Linked DNA regions of Mus musculus: all the other regions are linked to region 3. Evidence: chromatin loops called from intact Hi-C (ENCODE). Cell type or tissue: left cerebral cortex. All regions are shown on one strand. Links, peaks and the distances in the headings refer to the core of each region. The heading gives the core; the rest is flanking DNA. Region 1 holds the start of Dguok (deoxyguanosine kinase). Region 2 overlaps Gm38844 (a long non-coding RNA gene). Region 3 holds the start of B230319C09Rik (RIKEN cDNA B230319C09 gene). Region 4 overlaps Tet3 (tet methylcytosine dioxygenase 3). Region 5 overlaps Tet3 (tet methylcytosine dioxygenase 3).

Region 1 (6,195 bases), core at 517-5,516, 65 kb after region 3:
TAAATATAATAACAGTTGTAAAAAGATTCCAGAAACTCTCTCTGGTCACTATCTCTCCCCGCTCTTTTTTCAAAGACAGGGTTTCTCTGTGTAGCCATAGCTGACCTGAAACTCAGAAATCTGCCTGTCTCTGCTTCATGAGTGTTAGAACTACACTCCTACCCAGCTAATTTGCCCTCTTGACTAGATCATTTTTTTTAAAAAAATCTACTAATGTGTTTCAATCTTTCACAGAAAGAAAAATAGCCTTAACATCAAGGGCCTCAGTCTTTTCCTTCAATATAGTCTTCTGGCTTTAAATACCACATATATATATACCACATATATATGTATGTGTGTATACACACACACACACACACACACATATATGCATCCTCCACTCGCATACCCACGAGCTTATTCAATACTTCTATTCTACTTGGCTATCTCATAGCCACATTGAAACCCAATCATGCTTAAAACCAACTCTTGAAACCACTAACACAGTCTGTTCTTCCCAGACTTCTCCGTTTAAGACAGTCTAAGCTGGGTGTGTTAGTGCGCAACGGTAATCCCAGAATGGAGGAGGTGGAGGCAGAGGATGTATGTTAAAGGTTAGTTTGGAGCTGCATCGGGAGTTCGAGGCCAGCCTGGACTCTGTAAGCAAGAGTTTGATGTGGGAAGAGAACAAAAGCAAAGCTCATGGTCTGGGCTGGGCAGATGGCTTAGCAGTTAAGAGTGTCTCCTGCTCTTCCAGAAGACCTGAGCTTGGTTCCCAGTGCCCATATTTGTGGCTCACAAACACCTGCAACTCTCCCTGCACTCACACACACATTCTCACACCCAGATGTAGAACTTAAACAACAAAACAAACAAACAAACAAACCAAAAAACCCAAAAAGGACGGGGGATGGACTTCAGTGGCAGAACATTTGGCTAGCATGCACAAGATCTCATGATAAAATAACTAAGTAACTAAGTAAACAAATATACATTAGAAAACAATCCAAACTAAGTCTTCCAAGCTGTTCCAGTAAAGATGACTGAGGTTATCACGGCCTCCTCCAGAACACACACCTCATCTATCACCAGGCCCCCCTGGCCTACCTTAAACTCTAACTTTCACCGGGGTCCAGCTTAGCTTGTTATACTGCAATGGCTTCCTAACTGAAACCTTCCACTTCCTATGCACTGAGCAGAGATGCTTTCATCTCTCAACACCTCAAACCATTGAATGGCTTCCTGTCTCAGGGTGTTATCCATGGGAGGCCTGTCCTTTTCTGATGAGAAACGCAAGAATGGATGGAGGGTAGTGGAGGGAGAGGCTGGGAGGAGAGGAAGGAGGAAATTGCCGTTGGGATATAATATATAAGAGAGTAAAATTTAAAATTAAGAAAACAACCCACGATAGTCTTTGGGATCTACACAACCCGGTCCTCCTTCATCCACCTGATCATTTCCTCCACTGCCCTCCTTGGTGACTCTACTTTGGCTGGAATGGGTTCCCTCCTGCTCACTGAACACACCATTCTATCCCCAGGCCTTCCGACTTGCTCTGCCTGGAATACTGTTGGTCAGCTGCCCACCTCGCTCACTCCCCCACACTGTTCAGGTTATTGATCCAGCATCCCTTCACCAGTGAGGTACTTGGCAATTACTATATTTGGAAGACAGACAACCACCCTCAACCTCTCATCTTACTCATCAATAGCTCATCCACTGTTTATTTACCCCGCTTAATTAATTTCTGTAGCTTTATTATGTATCACTTCCTATTAAAGTGCAGAATTTTTATTTGATCTGGTCATGGCTGTATCCGTAGGGTCAAGGAACAGTGCCAGCACAGAGAAGACACTCAAAGGGCGATTTGCTGAATGAATAAAACGAGAAACTATTTGCTGCTAGAATGTCTTGAGCAGCCCACACCTGATAGCATTATCAGCATCTGTGCAGAGCTAAGTACCCTCAGAATTCAGCAACAGTGAGTTGAGCCATTTTCCTTCCATGTTGCTTTTTTGTTTTTTAAGATACTGGGTTACTTATAACAAAATATATAATAAGTATCTATTTCTAAATTTAAGAAGCATGATCCTTCCTAACCAGGCAGGCAACTTTCTGTGAGTTTGAGCCCAGCTTGGTCTAAATAGCAAGATCCAAGCCAGCTAGGGCTACACAGTGACTGTTTCAAAACAATAGAACACTGTCATAATAATTTGTAGTGCAATTAACATGGGGGTACAGCAAAATAGTGAAAATGGAATCTGTTAAGAATTGATCTAAGCCAGGCGGTGGTGCCACATCCCCTTAATCCCAGCACAAGGGAGGCAAGGGGCAGGCGGATCTCTTCTGAGTTCTAGGCCAGCCTGGTCTACAGAGCGGGTTCCAGGACAGTCAACGCTACACAGAGAAACCTTGTCTCAGGGGAAAAAAAAAAAAAAAAAAAGTCTAAATAAACAATGGCTCATTTTTTAAGTGTATGCCCCAAATACTGCATGTGACACACCAAAATTATCTTAAACTATGTAAACTGGACATTTATTTTTATTTTTGCTAAATCTGGTGATGCTATTTTAGGAAAAGAACCGGCACACTGTCGCATCTATTTCTAGCGAATGAAACATGCCAGTAAACCAGTATAATTCTGGGGCTATCTAAAGCCTGCGTCAGGCTATTACGTCCCCGTGGGTGAGTAGGTGGGCGGGTACTGGGGCCCAATGTCTCCCAAAATCAAAACCCGCGGTGCACTGTGGGAGAAAGGCCTGACATGCAGAACCGGCCGGCAGGTTGGGCGGTGGCAGCAGAAGGGGTCAGGTGGGCAGGGTGGGACAGATCTGAGGCCAACTTCTTTTCCCAGCCTCTCAGCCACCTACTCGGCGGAGGCCAAGGCTCGACAGCCACTTTCTGGCCCTTACCGATGTTGCCTTCAATGCAGAGCCTTCGGGGGCCGCCCCCGTCGTGCATGGCCCTGGCGTGTGGCGCGTCCACGAGCGCGTTCCGCAGCGGGGAACGGAAAGACGCTCGGAGACGACGCAGAAGGAACCGACCTGCAGCCATCCTACCCAAGCCGAGCAAGGCGGGCACTTCCGCCGAGAGCACTTCCGCCTGCGATCAAGCGACGCCAGCGCACCTTTGACGTCAGAGGGCCGTCAGGCAGGAAGTGGCTGGTTTTAGCTCTCTAGGCGGGTGAGGCCGCAGGAGCTGCTCTGTTCTCGCGACATTTGCAGGGACGATGTGGGAGTGTCTCGGTGTTGTGGTGTAGGAGGGTGTGCTGAAGTAGAGTTCAGGCGTCCGTAGCCCTCTCATCGTTTTAATTAATATGTGTATATTGCATATTAGTATGGTGTACAGGGTGAGTCGCAGGACAGTCAGGGCTACACAAAGAAACCCTGTCTTGAAAAACAGAACAACAAAAATCTTGTTATACTTATTTATTTTGATATTTTGAGACAAGGTCTCATGTAGTGCAGTTGGTCCTCCTGCCTCCCCGTCCCAAGTGGTGAGCCTACAATGTGTGTTCCAGCATGCTCATTACGTATCATTTTACTTACTCATTAATGGCGCACTTGTAGAGGTCAGGACGACTTATAAGAGTCTGCTCAAACTCAGGCTATCAGTCTTGGCAGCTAGTGTTTTTACCTGCTGAGCCGTCTCACTGGCCCTAAGATAAATGCCTTCTTCCTCCATACTTTGGGACTTTATTGCCTACAGGAAGAGACTGGACTGTTTTAAGCAGGAAGGGAACAATCCAATAACTTACACAAGTAATGTTTCGCATCCTGTGTAACTGTCAGCACAATGTTGGACCATTTATTTTATCACACCCCATTTTATTTTGACCTTTAAATAGGTAAATGTTCACTTGGAGGAATCTCATCAGGATAACGAGTTGGATTAAGCATGGTATTGGCTCTGTAAGAATGAATCCTGGAGAGGAGACATGTACAGGACTATATGCAGTGAGTGAGGGGAGAGGAGGCATGGAAGAGACTTTCTGAAACATAAAATCTACAGTCCTGCAGTTGTTGGAAAGATGTGACCTGTGGAGCCTAGCACACACAAAGCTGTGGGCTGGATCTGGAGCAGAGAACTCCAGTATGGTGGCACACGCCTGTAATCCTAGAACTTGAGAGGTGGAGGTAGGAGGCTCAGAAGTTCAGTCATCCTTGGCTACACAGTGCATTGGAGGCCATCTTGGGATGTACGAGACTAGCTCAAAAAGGAGGAGGGGGCTTGCAAGTTGACTAAAGGCACTTGCTGCTAAGCCTGTTCACCACAGGGTCACAATCCTCAGGTCCCACGTGGTGAAATGAGAGAACCACCACCTGAAAGGTGTCCTCTGACCACTGCACTTAGCCTTGGCTACAACAACTATAATCTAGGTAGGATTCTCGTGGAGATCGGAGCCGCTAAATTCTATCCATTGCCACTGCCACACACCAGTAACCATCACTGTGCAGAAATACCGATTACATTTCTTTGCTTGTATAAAATCAGAGCTGGGAAATACTTAACTGCCCCTGTCCCCCAAAGAATGAGAGTCTCTCTGTCCTCGGGGTCATTGTAATTGAGAGGCTGAGTCAGGAGTAGTGTTGCCAATTCAAGCCCTGCAGGTCAGCCTGGGACACAGTGTGAAGCCTTGCCTTAAAGAAGTTTATGGTTATTGAGATGAATTAAGCTGGAGAGACTGCTCAGCGGTTAACAGCACGACTGCTCGCTCTCCCATAGGGCCGGAGTTCAATTGTCAGCAACCATATGTTGGCTTACAACCATCTGTAATGGGATCTGATGCCCTTTTCTAGTGTGTCTGAAGAAAGCTATTGTGTGTGTGTGTGTGTGTGTGTGTGTGTGTGTGTGTGTGTGTGTGTATACACACACACACACACACACACACACACACATGACTCAGCATGGGACTAGAGAGATGGCTTAGCCGGCTGTCCTTCTGCCTCAGCCTTCTCAGTAAAGGCAGGTCATCATGCCTATCTATTTCTTTTTTATTTTGGATTTATAGAGTGAATTAATGAACCAAACCATCTTTATCTAGTTACCTGCCAGTTACTCTGATGCCACTATTGATAATGATCTTTTTATCCTTTTTATACTTATTATATGCTATGCCATTCATAAGAATTAATCAGGCTGGGTATGATAATAATAATAATCACTGCACCCTTGGAGGTAGAAGCAGGGCAATTAAGAGTTCAGGGTATTTTCAACTACAAAAGGAATTTGAAGTCAAGCCTGGGCTACACAAGACCTGGTCTGATTTTTTTTTTTTCAGAATCTCTTTGGTTCTATTCTAAATTCCTAAGAGAAAGAGCCTGCAGCATGAAGCTAGGGTTTTATAGAACAAACAAGAGCTGGGTTAGTTACTTTTCTTGTTGCTGTAGCATGATACCTGACACAAGCAAGGTATGAGAGGAAAGGTTTGTTGGCTCTTGGATTCAAAGGATTTCAGTCCAGGACAACGGATTAAGGCCCACCTTAGAGACAGACCTACCCTCCAGACATGCCTCATCTCCTGAAGGCCTGAGTGTCCTAGGCTGGGGACAGATTCAAAACACTAGCCTGAGAGCGACATTTTGGATTCTAGGATCAGGGCACCATCCTATGCCCGAGGAAGAACAATCAACAATCGAATGCACCATTAAAGTAACTCCTCCCCAGAGGGATTAGTTCCTATTGATGGTGTCCATAGAGTCTTTCCAAGCTCTGGAGCTAGCCGGAGGAAAGTCCTGGCCCGTTGTGTAATGGGATTCACTCCCGTTACCTTGGGGAATGAGTCACTTTCCCGCTCCTGGTGGCTGTGAGCCATCTGCTGGAGTTGATGCATATGGCTGATGCAGCCCTGCCAGACACTGTCAGGAAGGTTCCCTTCACTCATTTCACATTCGCTAAGCATCTGCTCTATGTCAGGTCCCCTCAGCTCTCCCAGTGCAGCTCTGAAGGATGGATTATTTTTCTTTCTTTACCCGACTCCCATTTCCCTTCAGAAAAGGGCAGGCCTCCTAGGGATATCAACCAAACATGGCTTATCATGTTGCAATAAGACTAGGCACCTCCACTTACATTAAAGCTGGATGAGGCAACCCAGTAGGAGGAAAAGGGTCCCCAAAACAGGCAAAAGAGTCAGAGAGAAGCCCTTACCCCGCTCCCACTGTTATACAACTGTAACATAGGTGCAGAGAACCTAAGTCAGACCTATACAAGCTCCGT
Region 2 (6,195 bases), core at 628-5,627, 99 kb after region 3:
TGTCAAAGTAAAACAAGGCCTTGCTTTGTAGCCCCAGCTGGTCTTCTGAGTACTGGGATTACAGGCAGGCATGGGTATCCGCACACCCTACATCTTATTTAGAGGTTTTTCTTTAATAACGTTTTCAGTAATGGAGAGAACAAGGGAGGAGAAAAACAAGGATACAGGTTTAAACAACAGGATTAAATCCTACTTACGGAGCACAGGGGCAGATGTGAAATGATCACTATTCTCCCCCCAGCTGTAGACAACAGGCTCTGGAAAATGACCCTCAACAGAACTCCACCAGGCTGTGGAGAAAATGGAGAGAGGTTCTTGATCTTACGAGAACAGTATAGGGTATGTGAACAAGGGAAATTGCTCCCTTTTCTGTGAGAAGGGGAGGAATGATAAAGGAGGGCCCCAAGAGGGTAGTCTGGGAGATTTACAGCAGCCATAATGCTTTATTCTAGTCTGGGTGCCAGGCCCAGCTCCATGGACGTGCTCTCTGCTCACCTGGGCAGAGAGAGGAGAATGTGGATGTCTTTCTGGCTAGTGGCTTTGTCAAATGGGTACAGGACAGGTGGTTGGGTTTGGGCATTCTTATCATTCCCAGCTCCAGGGGACATCTAGTCCATTTAGAACTCCTTCAGTAAAAGGCTTCCAGTTGGTCCTCCTGGGAGGGTCAGCGATGAGAAGATGTTGTGTCAACATGACCACATAACCCTCTGTCTATACAGTCATCTACTTAAATTTTTTATTATTGTGTGAATTTGAATGTGTGCTTATGATGTGTGTAAGTGGGTCTGTGTGTCATAGTGCATGGGTGGAGGTCATAGGACAACTGTGGGTTCATTCTTTCTTCCCATGGGTTCAGTGGAACTCAGGTTGAAGTCTTGATGTACGAAGCCCCTCTTCACACTGAGCTGAGCCCTATGTAATCATATTTAATCTTGGCATTACTAACTTAAAAAAAAAGTTGTAGACTTTGAGGCCAGAGGAGCTGCAGTCTCTTATGGAAGTCACACAGTAATGAGGAAACCAAGAATCTACCTCTTCGGGGTCAGTCTAGCACCCTGGAGCCTGAACACGGTTCCTTTCCTAGCGCTAAGAGAACCTGGTATTTGCCAAGAACTCTTGGCGTGGTCACTTGTGATGTCGCAAGGATGAGATTCTCACAACACAATGCAAATAATTTCAGATTCACTTTTGTATTAGTTACTTTTCTGTTGCTGTGATAAGATATCACTATTTAATAACATATAGAAAGAAGGGTTTATTTGGGCTTATCATGGCAGGGAGAGGCAGCAGCAAGCGACAGGCATGGTAAGAGAACTCTCACTCTCAACCATAGGCACAATGCAGAGAGCAAGTAGGTTGCTGGGAAAGACTGTAACACTCACAGCCTGGCTCCAGCCTCCTGCAGGTTCCATAACCTTCCCAAATAGTGCCACCAACTGGGACCAATGGTTCAAATACCCAAGTCTGCGGGGGATCATTTAAACTACAACACTTTTCATTTGAAAACTTACTGCAAATATGAGACCGGTTTTATTTTTGTTTTTAATTTTTTTTAATGTATACATACACACACACACACACACACACACACACACACACACACACACACACAGACTTTGTTAGAGCCAGGCTCTAGAGAACTTCCAGAGAAGATTTCAAACAGATCTGGGATATATAAATCATTGCAAAGTATAATTTAGTTGAATGTGGAGGGAAAGAGATGAAGAAATCAAGCACGAAGACAAATGGATTCAGTAGTTTTTTTAAAAAGCATAATAAACTGTGGGCTGGAGAGATGGCTCAGTGATTAAGAGCACTTACTATTGCAGGGGACCCTGGTTGGACCCAGGACCAACATGACAGCTTATAACCAACAACTCCAGTTGCAGGGGCTCCAGTACCATCTTGTAGCCTCTGTAGACACCGAGTACAAATGTGGTACACAGACATAACATATAGGCAAACAGTCACACACATATTTAAGTGTGAACCACATCACTTCTCCACAGTAGATGAGCTATATGAGGTATGTCATAATCACCTGTACAGTAAACCCAGCTGAGACACCTGGATGTCCGTCACTGGTTTAGTGTATGAACTCCGTCATACCTGGAAGCTCTGATATAATTTTTTTTCTATCTTTCTTTTTGGTGACAATAGTACTGGGGTCATCATCATCATCATTATTGTGTTGTTATTGACAACAGTGGTGGTGATTTCTTGAAATAGGGTCATGTGACCCGGGTTGGCCTCAAACTTAACTATGCAGCCAAGGATGGGCATTAACGCCTTTGTCCTTCTGCCTCTGCCTCCTTGGTGCTGGGATTGCAGATGTGTACATACCGCCATGCCCCACACTTACTCTATGGTTTTTGTCTTTAAAGTTTGTTTTTAGGTTTATTTAGGGGTGTGTGTGTGTGTGTGTGTGTGTGTGTGTGTGTGACATTCCAGGCAGGATACTGTGGGCTTGCATGTACACAAGTGTGGGATACGTGCAGTAGCCTGGAGGAAGGGATGGGTGGGCTTCAGAGCAAGAATGAGAAAGCCAGAGCACCAGGGACATGATGCTCAAGGGTTGTTTGGAACAGTATCAGAAAGAGAGAGAGGGAGGGAGGGGGAGTGGAAGGGGGAGAAGGAGGGGACTGGGAAGGGGGAGGGGGAGGGAGGCTGACAGAGAGACAGGGAGACAGAAGGAAACGTTAGCTGTTCCCACTGAGAGCTCAGACAGACAGAAGCAGACAGGCTCTGTGGTGCTGCCTGATGGATGCTCTGCAGCATCTGCCTCCCTGGAGTATTTTTAAGCCAGTGGAAAATACCCTGCAAACGCTGGCTTTTAGGAGATCCTCTGTAGCCGTTTCTCTCTCACAGCTTCGCCATTTGACTTTTTAAAGGTTGTTTTGCCTAACTAAGAGTTCTTTTTTTTATCCAAGTGTAAGAAAAGTAAGACCCAGGGCTGGAGAGATGGCTCAATAGTTCAAAACCCTTGCTGCTCTTACAGAGGACCAACATTCACTTCCCGGCACCCACAGCAGACCAATTGCAGCCCCTGTAACTCCAGCTCCAGAGGTTCTGGTGTCCTTTTCTGGCCTCCTTGAAAACTGCCTTGGTGTTTAGTATGTGCATGGTAAAATTTTGCTGAATAAATGGAAGGAGGAATATAAATAGCAGAGAGGATCCTCTCTTGGGTCTCTCAGTCACTGTCCTGTGTACATTTGTAATAGTGATATTGGCCTTGTGCTGTCACAGGAACATAGCTCCTTTCTCCACATCTGCTTCTGGAGGTCAGAGGTTATAGTAATTTTTTTCTTCATATTTCAAACAGTGCTGTGCACATAGTAGGCACCCTTAAATGAATGAGTCATGGTCTGGATGTATGACATGTTTCATGGAGCATGTCAGTACCCCCTAGTCCAGCTGCTGTTACCACAGCACTGGATACTACTATTAAATATGCTTAGCTCACACTATTGGTACTACTGCCCATGGCCTTAGGTTCTCCTCATACACGGCATCTGTTTCAGACATCTGCTGCCTCCCCTGGACCAGCATCCACTCCTGCTTCTAATACTACCATGGTATTGTTTGGATCTCAAAGCATGCAGGTTGGATGGAATATAGGCTTGCAACCCAAGCCTGACCAATCAGAACCTTCCATCCTTCTGGCCCACAGTGACTGGTCCCAGGATGAGTTGTGGCCAAAGTCATGATCCAACAATTCCAGGAGTTGTGTTGAAACCCAGAAATCATTTTCAACTAGATTTATCAGGACAGTAGGCTATTAAACTATAGCTGTCTACATTACTTTAATGGAATAACTCAAATGACTAGTCCTGAACCAAGGAAATGGACACTGGATCCAGGTATGTCTGAACACCGATCAGATTTTCTGTCAGTGCAATGAGAATAATTTGAGCCAATATAAAATTCCTTTCTCTGTGGTTAGCTAAAGCCTCGTGTTATAGTTATTAAGATGGTGTGCTTTCAAAGCCATGGTGCCACTGGGATTGAAAATACTGTATGACCATATCCTGGGTTTACCATGAATCAATTAAAGCTCTTCCAAGTCTTGGGAAATGGGTAAAGGCTGTACTGAGTCTGAGATGCTCTGGATACAGGGCTGAGGGATGACCATGGTGGCAGCATGGCTAATGCGTGGGTGGCACAGAGCACACTGGGATAAAGGTTTGCTTTGGTGCAATTCCATTAACATTTCTTAAAAAGGTTTCACTGAGAAGCTTGGCTGAGCCTCCTGCCTCAGCCTCCACAGCGTGGGGATTATAGGATCACTGTGCCCAGAACCATTCACTTGTTTAAAAGGCAAAATGAGGTGACGATAGGGATGCAAAGGGGTTGCAAAGCTATAATGCCAGGGAACAGGCAGAGGAGGATCTAAGAATGGCTGTGCTTCCTTTTGTGTGGGAGATGGTTCCACTTCCACCACCCACCAGTAACCATTGTGGTGTTCACCTTAAGCAACGCTCGCCCGTGTTTTCCAAGCCCAGAAGGCAGAAACAACGGAAGACTGTTGCAGCAGCTCTTCTCTGGAGGAGGGTGACTTTGTAGAAAGCAGTCTTTCACAGGGGACTGAGCAATCTGGAGGGCCCAGAACTGTGGTCGAGACTTCAGGCATAACAACAGCAATTCATTTCCTAGGCTGTTCTCAGCTATCCACCCACTAGGCTTTGTCCAAAGATTTCTGCTCGCTCTTGAAGGCAAGGTTTATGTTGAACAAGTTCCAGCGGTGAGGTCAGCCTTATGGAAAGTTTCCATATATGACATGTGTCTGAGCTTTGCCCAAGAGCATTACCAAAGCCCCCTCACTGAGCCTGCCCGGGAAGCAGGTCTTGGCTGGGTTCCCACATCGAGGGGGCAGTGGAGTTTTGGTTTCTGGATAAGAGATACTGTCCTTTTTGTCCAGTTACAATGCAGTATATGTTCTCTCTAGTTGGGAAACATTTAAAACAGAGGGGGAATGAAATCTCATAATCCTACCCTTTGATATGAATTCATCCTTTTCTGAATGCATATGTTCACATATATTTAGGAAGGCAGCATTGTTGGTAAGAGTGAGAGTATCAATTTGGGAGGCTAGAGAGATGGTTTAGCTATTAAGAACACTTTCTGCTTCTGTAGAAGACCTGGGTTCTGTTCCCAGCATCCTTCATGGCACCTCACAACTGCTTGTAACTCCAGTTCTAAAGAAACCAAAGTCCCTTTTGGCTTTGCAGGCACCTGTAAGTACACAGTGCACATAAGACATATGAGCACACATGTACATATGCATGTTAGAAAAACAAATTCTGCTATATCCACTCTTCTCTCATGTTAGTGCCACAGATCTCTAGGTGACCTTTAGTTTGCCACTCATGTTCCCACCCCAGCCTAAGCATTTCTCAAGAAAAAGCCAGCACAGTGGACTTAGCAGGGTGGGTGACTCGGCAACCACACCATTGACTTGGATGTAACCAGGAACTCTGAAATGCTTCAGTGCCTGGGCTGAAGGTTGTCAGGCTTAAGGAGAAAGTGGGAAGACACACTTTGAGACAACAGCAAAACGAGAGAAGACTTCCTGCCTGTGGAGGAGGCAGCAGGCAGGCAGGCAGGCACACTGACTAATTATAAGTGAAGTGGAACACAGTTCAGTGTGGCACACACCATCCCATTTGGCCGCAATCAGACTCAAGTGTTTGTGTGATGATGCTCGGTCAGACAAATCACTCTGGAGCACAACACAAGTGAGCTGTTTTATTATAGAAGAAAATAACACCCTGACCTTTTAAATAATACACTTTAAACAAGATCCATGTATGGGGGCTGTGAACGCCTCATGCACATCCCACCAGAATGGTAAGCTCCCTTATTAATGCCACAAACAATAAAAAGCCAAATCCTTCAAAATGGCTTCTACAGTTTTGCACAGATGCCCCTATTTAGTCCAAAGGCAGAGATGAACAAGTTGGGAGGTAAATTTCAAGAGGAACAGAAGGCCAGTGTTTGGATCTAGAGAAGTATTTTCTCTTGCATCCTAATTTTTGAGTTAGTTGCTTGGTGTGATTTGGTCATTTTCACATTTGTCTTAAAAAATAAGATGATTTCAAATTAAGGAAAAACAACAACAACAACAACAACAACAACAACAACAGTCTCCCCTTAGTGTTGACCCTTTCCTATCCTGTCTTAAAAGCTTACTCAACT
Region 3 (5,000 bases), core at 1-5,000:
TACCAGGCGGGCGACTACAACTCCCCCAGCCAGCAGTGGGTGGCCAAAGGAAGCGGAGGTGGGAAACTGGATTCTGGCTCCCAAGAGGGTAAGCGAGCCAATATGAGCTCACAGTTCTCTCAGCACGCACGCACAAACAGTATCACCAATGCTTCTACTAGCCTGGGGTCCCCCACAGTTCCTTCCCAGATGACTACCAACAACTCCCAGCCTCACCAAGGCATGCCAGCTCCCCCAGAGAGCCATCACTGGGCTCTTCCTTCCTAAGAAGCTGTTTCAGAAGCAAAATCCACCACCTTCAAGGCTTTGCTTGGGAAGAGGCCAGGGAATAACCCTGGCCTTCATATCCACCTTGTAAGTTAGCCCGGGAACCCCTGACACACAGGAGGAAGCAGAACCCCACCCCGCCGGTGTCACCACACAGACAGCAAGGTGGCAGAGTGCCATTTCCAGCACCCCCTCAGTGCTTCCCACAGCTTTCCCAGGAAGCAGGAGGTAGATCGGCAGGAAAGACTAGGGGCATGCAGGGACACTCACAGCTCGCCCACCTGCTACCTAAGCAACCAGGCTCAGGGCTTCCTCTGTGCAAGGCAGAGCCCCACCAGGCCTGGCCTGCCCACCTGTCACCACACTCATCCCAACCTTTGCTCTTTAGAGGCAGCTGAGGTGTTCTTTTCTGTCCCAGTCCCCCTCTCCTCCCCTCCCCAACCTCCTGGGCCAGAGGCTACTGCTGAGTAATTCCAAACTTAGAGTGAGCCCCTGGCCCTGTAAACCCGGGCAAACTAGAAGGAACCTACTGAGCGGGACCTGGCTAACCTAGGCAGATTAGTCATAGATTCTTGATCAGATTCTCCCCAGACTCTTCATTCTCCTCTCCCCAAAACCTACACCACCCTCTGAAAAACCCACCTGGAATGGCTCAAAGCCCCTTTCTCTGCTTCCCTCACACCAGGGAACACTGCCTTCCCAGTCTCCCAGACACCAAGTGGCACAGAATAACAGCAGACACCCGCTGGCTTCCCAGCCATGATGTTGCATCAGCCCCCACCCTACCCAAAATATCCTCACCCCCACCACCTCCTCTCCTCTCTTCAGCCATCTCCATGGTGACAGCAGCATGACTAATGACACCCTATCAGCTTCAGACTCAGGAGTGCAATTCTCCCTCCCCCTTACTGTCTTTCACCCCCACTTCCCCGAGACAACGCACCCCGGGGATTTCTGCAGATTGGAAGCAAACCAACAGTGCCAGGGCCATTCTCCAGAGATTTCCAGAGGCAGGGGTGGGAAGTGGGTTGTACGTCTTTAAAACACACACACACACACACACACACACACACACACACACACACACGCACATGCGCACACACGCACAGCGCACACATATACATACAGTTCAACAAACCAAACGCCAAACCCCAACTGCACCCAAACCATCCAGCTGAGAAAGCAAAACGAATCCAAACAAAACCCACACAGGCCTGAGAATTCATTGGCCGCCCACACTCGCGCCGCCCCTCCCCCTCAGCTGCTGCTACACACACAGTGGGAGATTAAGGGATCACCAGAGGAGACCCTTTATTTTTATCCAATCCAGTCAAACACTTCACCCCCACCGTGCAAGCCCACGTATACACACACGCACACATACACACACGCACACATACACAAGGGCAAGCGCGCACGCACTCACGTACACACACACACACACACACAAACACGCAGGGTACCTTGACAGTCGCCCCTTGTGCCCAGGGCCCCGTTCCTTCACGAGCATTTATTTCCACCTGCAAAAGAAGCCAAAGACACTGGTGAGGCAGGCCGGTAGCAGGCAAGGAGCAGAGCAGTCCAGCACAGGCCCCAGCACACTGGAGGGGAAGGGCCCGGAGAAGAAAGGCTGGACGGGACCATCTTCCTGCTCCAGCTGCCTCCCCAGCACTGTTGGGCCCCTGCGCCTTCCAGTGTTTTGTTTTCCTGCTTCGGTTCTCCGGCCTCTGGAGATCCCCGGGACCCGCTCGCGGCCTGCACACGGCCTCCCCTCCCTTCCAGGCCCAGCGCTCTACCTCGGCCGGCCTCCACTACTGCATCGGCCGCCGCCGGGCCTCCCATTATCCCCGCCGAGGGAGCGCACCGAGGGAGGCACTGCAGAGGCGGCGGCCAGCTGCCGGCTGCTCCCGCCCCGCCAGGCTGGTGTGCAAGGGGGCGGCGCGCGCGCCAGCCAATCCCGCGCCCGGCCCTCCCCGCCAAGGACCTGCCCAGCAGCCAGGCAGGGGCCTTGGTGGAGGGAGCCATCGCCACAAGGGCTGCTTCCCAGGCAGGCCGGGGATCCCGGGGCACCCTCCTACCCCTGGCAACATACACAAGACGTCCCCTGCAGTTCTAGCGGGTGCAACTGGAGTACGGCGAAGGGGTGGGGAGCGGCAGTATGTGGGTATCCCATACCGGCCACTCTCAGCCAGAGCAGAGCTGGAGCTCTGGTTCTCCAAGGAGAATCCAGGGCAGCAGAAGCCTCACATCCATCCCCCAACCCCGCCCCCCGCTTTGCAGACTGCAGATGAGTGGAGTAACTTACCGAAGGTGACACCGCTAGAACACAGCATAGCTCAAACTCCAAGCCAGGTCAGTCCTCCCTGAAGACCATATCCTTCGCCATTCTATAGTTCTACTCCCCTGCCCTCTTACACCCCACTCGGAAAACTGGCTATAGCCCATATAACCTGTGCTTCCCCAAGTCCGCTATGCCCTCTCCGGCATAGCCTTACAACCGAACAGTACTGAAATGCAATTTTCTTAAACAAGTTTCTCTTCTGGAGAAGATCCACCAGATGACCCGTCCAAAAAAACGCCCTGGGCTCCCCGCCCTTAAGAGTTTCCTTCTAGTTCTCTAACTATAGGCATACCAAGGGTTCGGTGACCAGGAGACCATGGTGGGGGGCGGGGGGGGGGGATAGCAAGGTCCTAGCAATTCACCTTCTGGGATTCAATACCCAGGCATCCTCTTTTGTCCCATCCCCCTCTCGGAAGGGGAACATCCAGGCTTCTACCTCACTTTGGTACCCACATATCCCATTCCTAGCCTGTGGTAACTTACCTCTCTTAGCCTCTCTCTGCTCAACTGAAGAATGGAACCAGCAGCCATTTCATGCAGCTGTGAGGGCCTGAGAAGGCACAGAGCCACTGCCTGACACAAGGTAGGTGCTGCTGGCTTCCAGCACTCTACATCTCTGCCAGAGCTCAGGGTGCCTTCTCATTCTCACGGATGAGTAAGCTGAGGCCTGAGAGAAGTGACTCACAGATGAGCACCCCTGCTCCAGTGACTCGTTCTATTACCCATTCCACCCCAAATGCAGAATTGTGCCCCACCCCAGGGCCCCCAGGGGGTGTTCAGAATCAGATAAGTTCTTTAGGAGCGGGCCAAGCCTGCTTCTGGTATATGGAGGCTTCAGGGCCCACACCTGTCTCCCCTTTGGCACAAGAGGCAGTCCTACTGGGTCCCTCCCAGAGCAGACAAGATAAAGGGACAATGTCCTAAATCATGACTTGATGTGACAAACTGCATGTTTGTCTTTTAACTCACTCCTGACCAGCCTACATGAATCCCCTTCCTTCTCCTGGTTCCCTAAAGCCCTGTGCTATTAAGCCCTGTGCATATGCACCCCACACAGAGAGACAGTGTGGACAATATCAATACTGCCTCTTCTATGGCAGTCACAGTGCTTCAGGCCCCCCCCCCCCCGCTACATACCAAGCCCTGTGCCAACCATGCTGTAGGTTCATCTCATTTTTCTCTACACACAGCTTGTTTTCAGGAGAGGGATATGGAGAGTATTGGAGGATAATGAACAATTTGCCCTAGAAAATTAGTGGGCAGGAATTCAAACCTGAACCCTTCTCATCCTCTGAAACCCCTTTTTCTCTCTAAGCCCAGGAAGATATAAAGACAACTGGGTCACTTCAAGTGACCACTTCCTGACAAACGGATCTGAGAATACTAATATCTTCACCCTTCCCAATGCCGCTTCCTGACCCCTCCCCCGCATGCTAATGTACTGCATGGCTGAATCCAAACAGTGCCTCCCTCCCTCTGCCAGGCCCTCTGCCAGCAAGCCTTCCCAGCCAGGCTCCTCCCGGGCCCCAGGAACAACATTCGGCCTCTTCTGCAGCACCAGTCACATTCAAGCAGTCCTTTATTTACAGTCGGTCCCCACGTGGGTGGGGCCCTGTCTTCCCTCTTTCCTAGGTCTACACATAACTGGAATGTGCTGAGCTGAGTTCTGTCTCAGGAGTGTGGAGTGGCAGGGGGCTGGGCACTGAGACGAGGAGGCCCCTCTCCTGGTCAGCCTGGGGGTGGGAGGGTTGGGGGCGAGCACCAACTCACCTAGAAAGGGAAGACCTGCCCCTGTGGACTGCCTCTTCCTCACAGCTTACAGGAGCTCCCCTAACTTTAGGTACCCACGATATCCTCCAGCAGCCCTTGGCTAAACCGAGGGAGGGCCCCTTGTTCCCTCCCATCTTCTCATTCCAGCTGCCTCCCCGAGAGGCACCTGATCCCAGTCAGAGACACATGCCAGGGCCACTGAACCAGGAAATTCACTTCCCACTGGCCTTCCTCATCTATAGGCTCCTCTTTCTACATGTGGGCCTCACGGTGACCAGCTCTAAGAGGTACTGGGGATCCTTCCCCCATCTTCCATCCTGGCCAGTCAGACTCTGCTGCACTTGCTGCAGGAGAGAGGCCACAGAGAAGGTCATTGGGGTCCCTTGCTGGAAACACACTGAGAATCTGGAGAACATGGCTATCCATAGACCAGACTCCACACAGAAACAGGAACTCAGACACACACTGGAGAGAGGAAGACTTCTAGTGAACCAAGCCTCATGGGACCCCACAAGTAGGGATACAACACAAAGTTCTTACTTAAGCCTAAAAATAAACCAACACGCCAGGAATTTTCCATACCCACCCTACAGATGGAGAAACGATAGAGAGTTCTAAGTAC
Region 4 (5,000 bases), core at 1-5,000, 59 kb before region 3:
TCAAGGCATGCCAAGCATGAGGGAGGAACTCAGTGAATCTCCTTAACAACATAAAAGCCATCTTCTTTTAAATAGATTTTCAATGTCTTTTGCAGACAAGGGTCACTTGCCATCTGGAATGCACTCTCCGTCTCTCTCTGTACTGACTGAGCTCCTGACAGGCTATGCACATCTTCACTCACTCTGGGCTTGACTAAGAGTGTATCCAGCTATCTCTCAGTATGGGGTACAGGCTTCTTTGAAGAGTGCCTCTGAGGATCACCCTTTAGGACCTAGGACCTTTAACAAGGCATCGATGAACTTAGCGAATGCATGTTAACATCTAAGGAGACCGGTGACAAAAGCATCTTTCTTTAAACAATTAACATGATATTCTTTAAAAAGATGGATTCGTTCCATGTATGCTGTGCTTGTGTGAGCGCACACACCTGAGCATATGGAAGCCAGAGAGCGCATCAGAGCTCTCGGAGCTGAAGCTACAGGCACTCTCGAAACTGATGGCTTGCTCTCTCTGGGTGCTGAGATCCAAACTCCGGTCCTCATGCTTGCACGGCAAGCACTATGCTAAGCCATCTCTCTAGCTCCAACATGGGCAGGCATTTTTAAAAGGTTAAGTAAAAATATCCTTGTATTCTGTAGTGGATTCAGTTTGAGTATGACATTTAAGTAGGCCATTTAGTAAGGCATAATGCTATCGAGATGTCTGCAGTTTGAAGGCACCTCATACTTTGTCTCATCTGCTCTACTGTCATGAATCACTAGACCCCAGATCAACCCAACAAGGGCCCTGGTCTTGGGTGCAGCTCAGTGGTACAAAGGCTGGCATGGTTAATCCCCTTCATTACAAAGGTTCTTGTAGACAAAAGCCAATGGCCAAGGTGCTCTTCCCCCTCTGTACTGATGGCTTTCTTTAAGGAGGTTGCTGGAGGACAGTCCCACCATGTAGCCTAGGCTGGTTTAGGAACAGTCTTCATGACCTTAGACTCCTAGGGGTGGGGATTACCCGCATGTATCCTGCCAGTACTTAGACTCCCTTCCCCAAAAGCTTCCTTGTTGCATTTCCCTGACTGAAAAGGAAACAGAGTTTCTTTTTTCAAACACTGAACTAGGCCGTCTATCTCACTCAGCTCTTAGGGGAAGTGTTTCTGACCACATTAACAGGCGAGGGCTGCCAGTCCCTTATAGGAAGTGCTTGCACACACCATTCAAAGCCTCTATAGCAGGGCTTGACATGACAGCGTAGCTTTTGTTTGGTGCCTGGACAGGTCTCAGCACAACAGGCTTTATCAGGACACAGCCCCCAAGGGCAGGCCTGGGACCTAGGTCTATCTAGGGAGCCCAGCTGGAGGCTGGCACAGGGCTGCCGCAGCACTCACAGAGAGGGACTATCATATTCCCTACAGGAGGGTGAGCTGAGGACACTGGTGCTGGCTTTCTGACCAGCTCCTTCCCCATTGCCCTGTCCTTGTGAGAAAAACTCCTCAAAGGTTGTACTGGAGACCAAGAAGAAAGGGCTACGTTGCCTACCCAGCTGGATTCTTTTTTTTTTTTTTTTTTTTTGTTCCTTTAAAACAAAAAATGTAAGACACTTGAGGGAGCTATCGTGGTGTGCGTGAAGGTCAGAGGACAACCTGTCAGGCTCTCCTTTGGCCATGAGGGTTTAAGATTACACTCAGGCTTGAGAGCAAGTGGCTTTACCCACTGAGCCATCCCACTGGCCTCCTTTCCTCTTGGAAAAGAACTTGACAATCGATTCCCGCTTTGGTTCCTTCTCCTTACATGCCTTACTTCCTGGCTTATCATGAAGAGTGTAAACTACTCTGAATCTGCGAAGACTGGCTGAAGCTTGCTTCAAGGAGGACAGCGAACAGCTTGGCCTACGTTTTGTTGTTGTTGTTGTTGTTGTTGTTTGGTTGTTTGGTTGGTTGGTTTTTCAAGACAGGGTTTCTCTGTGTAGCCCTGGCTGTCCTGGAACTCACTCTGTAGACCAGGCTGGCCTCAAACTCAGAAATCCGCCTGCCTCTGCCTCGCGAGTGCTGGGATTAAAGGCGTGCGCCACCACGCCTGGCTGGCCTATGGTTCTTAAAGGTTGGCCCCTGGATTGTTGGCAGAGTCTCACTACTTGGGAGCCAGGAGAGTAGGCAGGTTCTCAGGTCCCACCAAGACCCAGGAGGAGGCCCAGCGTCCTGACTGTGCTGTCATAAGTCCTCAGCAGCTTTGGACTCCTACTTCAAGTTGAGAAGCATTAAACCTGGATGTCACCAGCATAAGCTCAAGGGCACTATTGAGAACAGTCCACTAACGCTCATAGAGCCCTTCATCAGTGCCAGGCTGCAGAGGATCCTTTCCTTGATGGAAGCCAAGGCTCTGGGTAGTGGGCCATCTACAGACTGGAGCTGGACAACAGACTCCAATTATCTATTAGCATCAGGACCTGGATATCCAGGATGGTATGATGTCCATAAATACACTGGGGTATTTTAGAATCTATTTTCTATCTTTAAAAATTTATTTATTTTATGTATACGAGTACACTGGTAGCTGTCTTCAGACACACCAGAAGAGGGCATCAGATCCCATTACAGATGGTTGTGAGCCACCATGTGGTTGCTGGGAATTGAACTCAGAACCTCTGGAAGAGCAAGCAGTCAGTGCTCTTAACCACTGAGCCATCTCTCCAGCCTCCTTAGAATCTATTTTCAACTCCATCATCTCCTCCAGATTTGTGCCCTGCAAACAGCTAAATGCCATCAAAATCCCCTTGATGTCAGTGTATGTCCCTCCCTGACTCTGGCCCACCTGACAATACAGTGAAGAAAAAAATGAAGAGAGGCACAGACAATGTCAGTTGGTACAAGACACAAACAAGGCCCTCATAAGAAATCCATCGCCCACCTGTTTCCCTTCTTACTCCAGAATAATACGACATCTGTAAGCTAAACTCAGAGAAGAGGGGGAAAGACAAGCTGCTAGCCAAGTGTGATCACAGGCTCCGTATTCAAGAGATGAGCCTGGAAGAATCTGTCTTATGGGAAATCAAATTAGCAGCGAGTCCATAGCGAGATAGTCCTGTCAGCGAGATTCAGGGCGGTCTGAGAAGGCAGACTCCCACTAGCAAAGGGAAGCCCTCACAGTCCCCTGGGGTGGGGTAGGCAGACCAGGCTCTCAGCTCACTGGCAGCCAATATAAGATGGAGTCACAACCGGGTCCACGACTCCTTCCAGTGGAAACAAGCCACATACTGAGGAAAACCAAGCACCCCCAGCTCTCGGAAGGGCTCCTCCCTTGGATCTGTGTCTGAAGACCCTATAGTTGGCTGTTATTTTTAAAACAGGAAGGAAAAATAGGCAGAGTCTACAATACGCTCTCCCAGCTCAAACTTGAGCAAATAAAGCCCTGCAAACTCTTCGCAAAACCACTGGCCAAGCCTGGGGTGGTGGGTCAGACCCAAGACTTAGAGGCAGAAGCGGGAAAACTAGGATGGTGTCAGATACACAGTTAAGTCTGAGGTCTGCCTGGGTTAGGACCCTCAACAAACTAAAAAAGCAAAACACCCCCCCCCCACCACCAACAAACAAAAAAACCCAACAGTAAAAGAAAGTGACTATCTAAATATGGCCTGGTGCAGTCTGCAAACTATGTCAGGTATGCAAGGAGGCCTATGGCAAGGACATAAAGACGTACAGCTGAGTCTCTTGTCCTGGGCTCAGGCGGGGCCCTTTAAATCAGGACTTCATTTAGAGTGGGTCTTTGATCAGACAGACTTTTCTGGTGGTTATTTGGAATAGAAACATTTCCAGATGGCATAGGAAATGAAGAATGAATACTGCAGGTCAGCGACCCCATCTACTCAGCTTCCAGCGGATCCAGTCTCCATCCCATTCCCTATGCTTTGACAGGCTTAGCCCGGCTCCCCCGGCACGCAAGACTAGGCTTCCATGTTTGTAGAACCTAAGCCACTAAGCCTTCCATAAAACGGTATGTGTATGCACAAGCAGATCTAGACCACCTTTGCTTAGGTTTTATTTAAAATTCTAAATGGTTAGTTTTGAAAATGTCGGTGCTCACATGCGACACAGCCCACCCTTTTCTGGGCACTTGTAACAAGTACTTCAGCTTTCTATGCCTGTTCCATCTATGTGCATGGCACGTCTACCCATATTCTCATGCCAGCTCTGTTTTGTAGATAAGAAAACAGTCATAGAACTGCCCCAGGGGACTCAGTAGGAAGTACAGGATCCGGGTGAGACTCAGGTAGCTACCGCATCCACACTCTTAGCCAGAGAGCTACACCACACTCCACAGACAGCAACTCGGGACTACTATCTGCTGTGGCCTGTGCACAGACTTTAAAGGCTCTATGTGAGCCAGGCATGGTGGCACACACCTTTAATATCGGGACTCAGAAAGCAGACAGAGTCTCTGGATTTGAAGACAGCCTGGTTTACATAGTAATTTCCAGGACACTCAAAACAAACAAGACCTCCATAAAAAGTCTTTATGTGAACAGATTTAAAAAAAAAGAAAGAAAGAAGAGAAGAGAAGAGAAGAGAAGAGAAGAGAAGAGAAGAGAAGAGAAAAAGGAGCTTTTAAATAACCCCATGGGAAAGCAGAGGCAGGCAGATCTCTGAGTTTGAGGTCAGCCTAGGCTATAGAGTGAGTTCTAGGACAGCCTGGGCTATACTGAGAAACCCATTTTTAAAAAATGGAACAAACACAAATGAACCCCCTGCTCCCACTCAGTACTGAATTGGTAAGCTCTTGATATCGTCAACACCCTGTCCCCCAGCCCCCATCAAAAAGAGCCATAACTCAGACTTTTCCTCTAAAGTGACCTAAAAAATAACAAACCACTTCTGTAGCAGTGTGTACCCTGACCCCCAAATACCCAGAGTCTTTCAGAACTTCCTGGATAAATGTGCAACATCGTCTTATATAGGAAATCAGGACAGAGTCCACGTATGGAGTAATTTGGGAGGGGGTGAAGAAACAAGGGAGCA
Region 5 (5,000 bases), core at 1-5,000, 70 kb before region 3:
TGGGTCAGAGGGTCTATTGGCTCTTGCTTGATGGATCTGTTGTAGCAACTGGAACTCTGAGCAAAGGGAGAGGGGTCCCTGGATGCTGGGTGGAGCTGGGGGACCTTGGGTAGCAGATATTCCTTGGGGCCTGGGTAAGCAGGCTGCTGGTGGTGAGGGATGGGGTGGTGGTTGTCTGTGGCAACAGCCTGACCTGGCAGCTCGGCAAACTCAGCACCACCGTAGGCTGGGTTCAGGCTGTTGTGTAGAGCATGGAGGTCTGGCTTCTTCTCAAAACTGCCTCCACTGCCCCCATGCCCCCAGGCACTGGGACCCAGGAACTGGGAGGGGAAGACAGGGTTGCTTGATGGAAAGCCATAGTAGCCAAAGGAGGGAAGTGTGTACTTGGAGTGGAAGCCGTTGACAGAGGCCAGGCCAGGCTGTGCATAGCGCGAATGGTAGGAATACACACTGCTCATGCTGTAGGGGTCGGAGGGCCGGCAGCTGCCCAGCACCGAGTAGCTTTCCACCACCGCATTGCCACTGTACTTAAAGGAGCTAAAGTGGTTCTGAGGCTCCACCTTGAGGGAGGGCTTCAGGCTTTGCTGGGACAATCCACCCTTCAGAGACAGGCCTGGGGAAGGCAGAAGGCAAAGCAGAAGATGAGACATGTGCCACAGTCTAGCAAGGTCTGGGTGTAGAGGGCGGGAGATGGAAGCTCCTTCCTTGCCTGACAAGTGGATGGATGAGATGTTGAGGTGAGCTCAAACCTGGTCTGGACTTATACACTGGGCTCCCCTTGAGATTCCCAAGGTGGAGAGACACAACCTGTGCAGAACCTGTGTCCTCTCCACCATCACTTTTCTCTCTGACCCCAGAAAATGCCTTAGTTTCAGCTGAAGCTCATTTCTCCCACGTGTGGGTGTGGGGGCGCAGGACCTGCTGCCAGGGAGGAATGGGAGCTCAGACACCCACAGCGCACTTCCCACCTCTGGGCCCTACCGCAATGGCCTCTGCCTCAGACAGTCAGAGCATGCTGGAGCAGCCAAGTGCTCTGGGCGATTTATATCTAGGTACTTCACAGAACGTCTTTCTGAAGGACAGAGTGAGCCACATCAGGATGTTCCTCCTAAGTGGCCAGTGTGCTGTGAGGTGAGGGTAAGGCCCCTTAGGGTGGTAGCCCTTGCTTACCTGGGTCAGTGGTGACTCCAGCCAACTCCAGGGCCTCCTGCTTGATCTTCTCTGGCGTGCTCAGTTTCTCCTTCTGCAGCTTCTTCTTCTCGGCCGCCGCCTTCCTGGCTTCCAGCTGCCGTTGGCGGCAGGACTTGGCAGGCTCAGGCAGCCGCCGGACCTCTCTGGGGAATGCTGTGAGCACCTGGATGGCCCCACTACTGACCTTGGCGTTCTGGTTTTCCTCGCTGCCAAACTCATCCGTGCTGGCCATCTTGTAGAGGGGCAGCACGTGCAGTTGCTCGTCCTCAGGGATCTGGCCCACGCAGCGATTGTCTTCCTTGGTCAGGGTGCAGACCTGCCCCACACAGGGAGAGGAGATATGGGACAGGAGTCCATGCCTGGAGAGAGCGTCCAAACCGTCTCCTCCCCACGGCCCGACTGCCAGCCATCTGTCACGTCCCATCATGCTGCCCTGGCTACTAAGGTTCTAGACACTAACAACACAGAGGCTGGGAGGGAGCGCACACATGCTCAGTTTCAGTTGTGTTATCTCCTGTGCCCCTGTGGCTGAGCTGGGACTGGGGAGGAAGCTCTGCCTGAAGCCCACCACTGCCATCACTGAGCAACACCAACAGGCTGACACCTTCCTCTGGAATCCTGACTACTCAGAGCTGCTGCTTCTAAGGTAACCTTTCTTTTTATTAAACATGACCTCAGAAGCCAGGTGTGGTGGCGCACGCCTTTAATCCCAGCACTCAGGAGGCAGAGGCAGGTGGATTTCTGAGTTCGAGGCCAGCCTGGTCTACAGAGTGGTTCTAGGACAGCCAGGGCTACACAGAGAAACTCTGTCTCGAAAACAAACAAACAAACAAAGGTCCCGAGTTGAATTTCCAGCTGCCACAAGGTGGTTCACAACCATCTATAATGGGAGTTGATGCCCTCTTCTGCAGGCTTTGTATGCAGATAGAACACTCATACATATAACATAAATGCTGTGGGGTAGGGAGAGGCAAGAGAAATAGGGGAAGATGTTCAACCTCTTCAGCGAATAAGAGGCCCACCTCACTGAATTAGGCCGCCTGACAGGACCCTGTACTGCAGGAAACTGAACAAGCACTAAAAGCCTGTGACTGTCACCATCTCTATGGGGAGGGGGTGGGCGCTCCAGAGGAAACTATTTCTGCCCTGAGCTGTAGGGATTCCTCATGGCATATGGATGGAGAGAGTGTGACTCACCAACTGCCCATCATCTGTGGGGGAACTGGCTAAATAAATAGCTGATATCAGAGCTACACATGAAGCTCCAACAAATTTAAATGTGAATCCATACTCACTGACACAGAAAGCCCAAGTTACCACTGGCTAGGAAAAGCACACTACAGGACAGCAGGTAGACTCTGACCCCCATGTAGATAAGAGTTTTATACAGCTATGTGGCCATGGTCATACACACAGCCGTAGAAGGGGTGGCCACCAAATGCTGACTGTGGCTATCTCTAAAGACTTCAGAAAACGGTTTTTAAACGTTTTTTTTTTTAATTCTATGTATGTGTTTATATCCATGTGAATATATGATGTATGTCTCACAAAGGCTAGAAGAGGGCACCAGATTCCCTAAAGCTGATGGTGGCGACACCTGAAAGGGTTTGCTGAGAAATAAACTGAGGGTCTGTCTCCTGAAGGGTAGCAGTGCTCTCAACTGCTAAGCCAGCTCTCCAGTTCCCAACTCTCCAAATTCCTATAAGCAGATGGCTCAGCTCTCTCTTGCCTCCCCCTCTCTCCCCATGGCCGGCCTCTACTTCTCTACTCTCTCTTTCTCTCTGCCTTTCTCTTCTCTACTACCCTCTTAACTCCTCTCCCCATGCCCTGAATAAACTCTATACTAAAAAAAAAAAAAAAAAAAAAGCAGATGGCTCAGTGTGTAAAGCTATCACTGTGCCAACTGGAGGGCCCGAGTTACATCTCCAGGACCCACAGAAGAAGCCAAGCACAAGTGGACCTCATCTTACTGGCTACCCAGCCTAACTCCAGGTGCCAATGAGAGACTGTCTCAAAAACGACACTAAAACCTTTAGGGATGGACAGCTTTACAGGAGCACCAGAGATCGACCTTTGTCCTCCAGGCACATTCACATGCATGCATGTGCACGCACACACGGCTGTCCACATGCAGAGACCCAGCTGTGTACAGGCACGCAGAGACTAAGACATGAGAAGTTTGAGAGTTTGGCTGCTGACAGTTAATCTTTAATAGTAAAGCGTGCAGGAGTGTGGAGAGCAGGTGGCCTCCCCATGCTCTTGCTTCTGCCGGCTCCCCCAGTGTCACCACCTCTTGCCCCCTCTATCCTTGAGGACTTGCCCTTGCTAGCACCTCAGTCTGGGACCCCAGCCTTCTCCTCAGCCCCTGCAGTCCAGGCTGTACTGAGCCCAGCTGAAAAGCAAGCACAGCCGCCCACAGCAGCACCCGTTCCCTTGAGGGTGTCTCCACCTCAGTCAGCCCCGACTCCCCGTCTTCTCCAGCACACGCATGCAGACCCACTCATTCAAACCTCCCTGCCTGCTCTTACTCAACCATGTAGCCTAGCAGGCATCTCTAGGAAGACTTCCATTTTTTATCCCAAACCTCATCTACTGCTCAGTGAATTCACACGTTGGCTCTGGTTCCTCGCATGCCTCCTGTCACTGATCTGAGGGTTATCTCTGTGGAAGGGCAGGAGCAGGCCATCTAAGCCAACACTACCTAGGGCTTCAAGAATCCACTCTACTTCCCTCCTCACAAGTAGCAAAACCCATTAGTTGGCTCCTTCCGCTGGTCCCAGGCTTCCTTACCACAGTGCACCCATTGTAGAGGTTATGTTGGTCCTTGTGGGCGTGGGCACAGAAGTCCATGCAGGCTGTGACCCCTGAGAAGGGTCTCCCTTCCTTCAGCCCCAGGCGGCAGTCGATCGCCACATCCTCATTGGTCACCTGTGTGAATGGCCAAGAACAGTGGTTCAGAAGGCCTGAGTGACCAGCCCCGACGCTGCCCCTGGGATCCAGATCTTAGAGAGGAGCAGGTTAAGATCAGAGCTGTCGTGTGACCCTGGGCCATTGAGGGAAGGCTTTCCAGTTGAGAGGTCCTGTCTCTGAAGGAATGGCTCTCTCCTAGGTTAGCGCAAGCTTGTCTGCCTGGATAGATGGGAACTCAAGCTCCTCAGAGGAAGCTAGGCCAGAGGCACTGCAGACCACTGGGGAGGGGAAGGGGGGGAGGGGAGCTAGGGGTGACTAAGGAAGGAGTCTTATCAAAGCACACAATGGCTCCAAGAGACCTCTAGGTTGAACGCACTTTAAAAACACAAAGGAAACAATACTCCCAACTCTCCAACGTCAGGGAACTTAAGTAAAAACTGCACATGACAAAGGCCCTTGGCTTCAGTACCTGGTTCTGATAGGCCTGGGGTGCGAGCCGCTTGTAGAGGGGAGCAACTTCAGTGGCCAGATCCTGAAAGCTATTCCGGAGCACCTCCTCCTGCAGGAAGAACAAACAATTAGGTACATTCAGAGCTGCTCAAGCCGGCAAACTTCCTGCCAGAAATGAGCCCACCAGAACCATTGCTGGGAAGACAGGAAGCCAAGTGCGTCCAGGGTCTCAGCGTTCCCCTGGTGTGTCCATTTTCAATGGGGATACTGAGGCTCACAGGAAAAGCCACTATTGGAAGGTGCAGTCATCCTGACAGCTAAGCTACTCCATCAGTCACACACAGCCCCGTTCAGCCCAGGACAAGAGAGCAGGGTCTTGCACTCAGAGCTGAATACTGTGGGTCACTGGTGTAGTATGGTGGGCGGGGATTTTCCAATAGGTGTGGAAC

The links. Peaks named below come from ENCODE experiments on the same cell type or tissue, not always from the same donor. Only the 100,000 strongest peaks of a DNase experiment are listed, where the experiment ranks them.
Region 1: it touches region 3 in a loop (7-fold over the local background); 15 of 42 quality-filtered maps call a loop at or near these places.
Region 2: a loop joins it to region 3, with 12 times the contacts of the local background. A loop is called at or near these places in 3 of 42 quality-filtered maps.
Region 4: it touches region 3 in a loop (4-fold over the local background); 9 of 42 quality-filtered maps call a loop at or near these places.
Region 5: a loop joins it to region 3, with 3 times the contacts of the local background. A loop is called at or near these places in 8 of 42 quality-filtered maps.

The regions. Positions count from the first base shown.
Region 1 is chr6:83,503,857-83,510,051 of GRCm38, forward strand. Dguok (deoxyguanosine kinase) reads right to left here and starts at 3,113. Exons shown (of 7, transcript NM_013764.2): 1 at 2,892-3,113. The coding sequence starts at 3,033. In left cerebral cortex, for the core only: a CTCF peak has its summit at 3,099; DNase peaks (open chromatin) are centred at 2,707 and 3,096; H3K4me3 peaks cover 1,595 bases; H3K27ac peaks cover 2,195 bases.
Region 2 is chr6:83,537,492-83,543,686 of GRCm38, forward strand. The region is part of intron 2 of Gm38844 (a long non-coding RNA gene); the gene reads left to right. Stambp (STAM binding protein) reads right to left here. Exons shown (of 10, transcript NM_024239.2): 10 at 5,715-6,195. Among named protein-coding and RNA genes, the nearest start is that of Actg2, 4.3 kb to the left of the region's middle. In left cerebral cortex, for the core only: no CTCF peak of the experiment used is centred there; DNase peaks (open chromatin) are centred at 2,762, 3,538, 4,525 and 5,576; H3K27ac peaks cover 2,933 bases.
Region 3 is chr6:83,439,487-83,444,486 of GRCm38, forward strand. It overlaps Tet3 (tet methylcytosine dioxygenase 3), which reads right to left. Exons shown (of 12, transcript NM_001347313.1): 3 at 1,731-1,787. B230319C09Rik (RIKEN cDNA B230319C09 gene) reads left to right here and starts at 2,269. Exons shown (of 3, transcript NR_028382.1): 1 at 2,269-2,619; 2 at 3,101-3,191. In left cerebral cortex, for the core only: a CTCF peak has its summit at 2,179; DNase peaks (open chromatin) are centred at 34, 445, 1,170, 2,214 and 2 more places; H3K4me3 peaks cover 3,612 bases; H3K27ac peaks cover 4,603 bases.
Region 4 is chr6:83,380,732-83,385,731 of GRCm38, forward strand. All of the region lies in intron 5 of Tet3 (tet methylcytosine dioxygenase 3), which reads right to left. Among named protein-coding and RNA genes, the nearest start is that of Mir6374, 18 kb to the right of the region's middle. In left cerebral cortex, for the core only: a CTCF peak has its summit at 2,539 (motif pointing right); DNase peaks (open chromatin) are centred at 1,118 and 2,935.
Region 5 is chr6:83,369,213-83,374,212 of GRCm38, forward strand. It overlaps Tet3 (tet methylcytosine dioxygenase 3), which reads right to left. Exons shown (of 12, transcript NM_001347313.1): 9 at 4,571-4,660; 10 at 3,982-4,119; 11 at 1,171-1,507; 12 at 1-613. Among named protein-coding and RNA genes, the nearest start is that of Bola3, 22 kb to the left of the region's middle. In left cerebral cortex, for the core only: no CTCF peak of the experiment used is centred there; DNase peaks (open chromatin) are centred at 2,360, 2,960 and 3,655.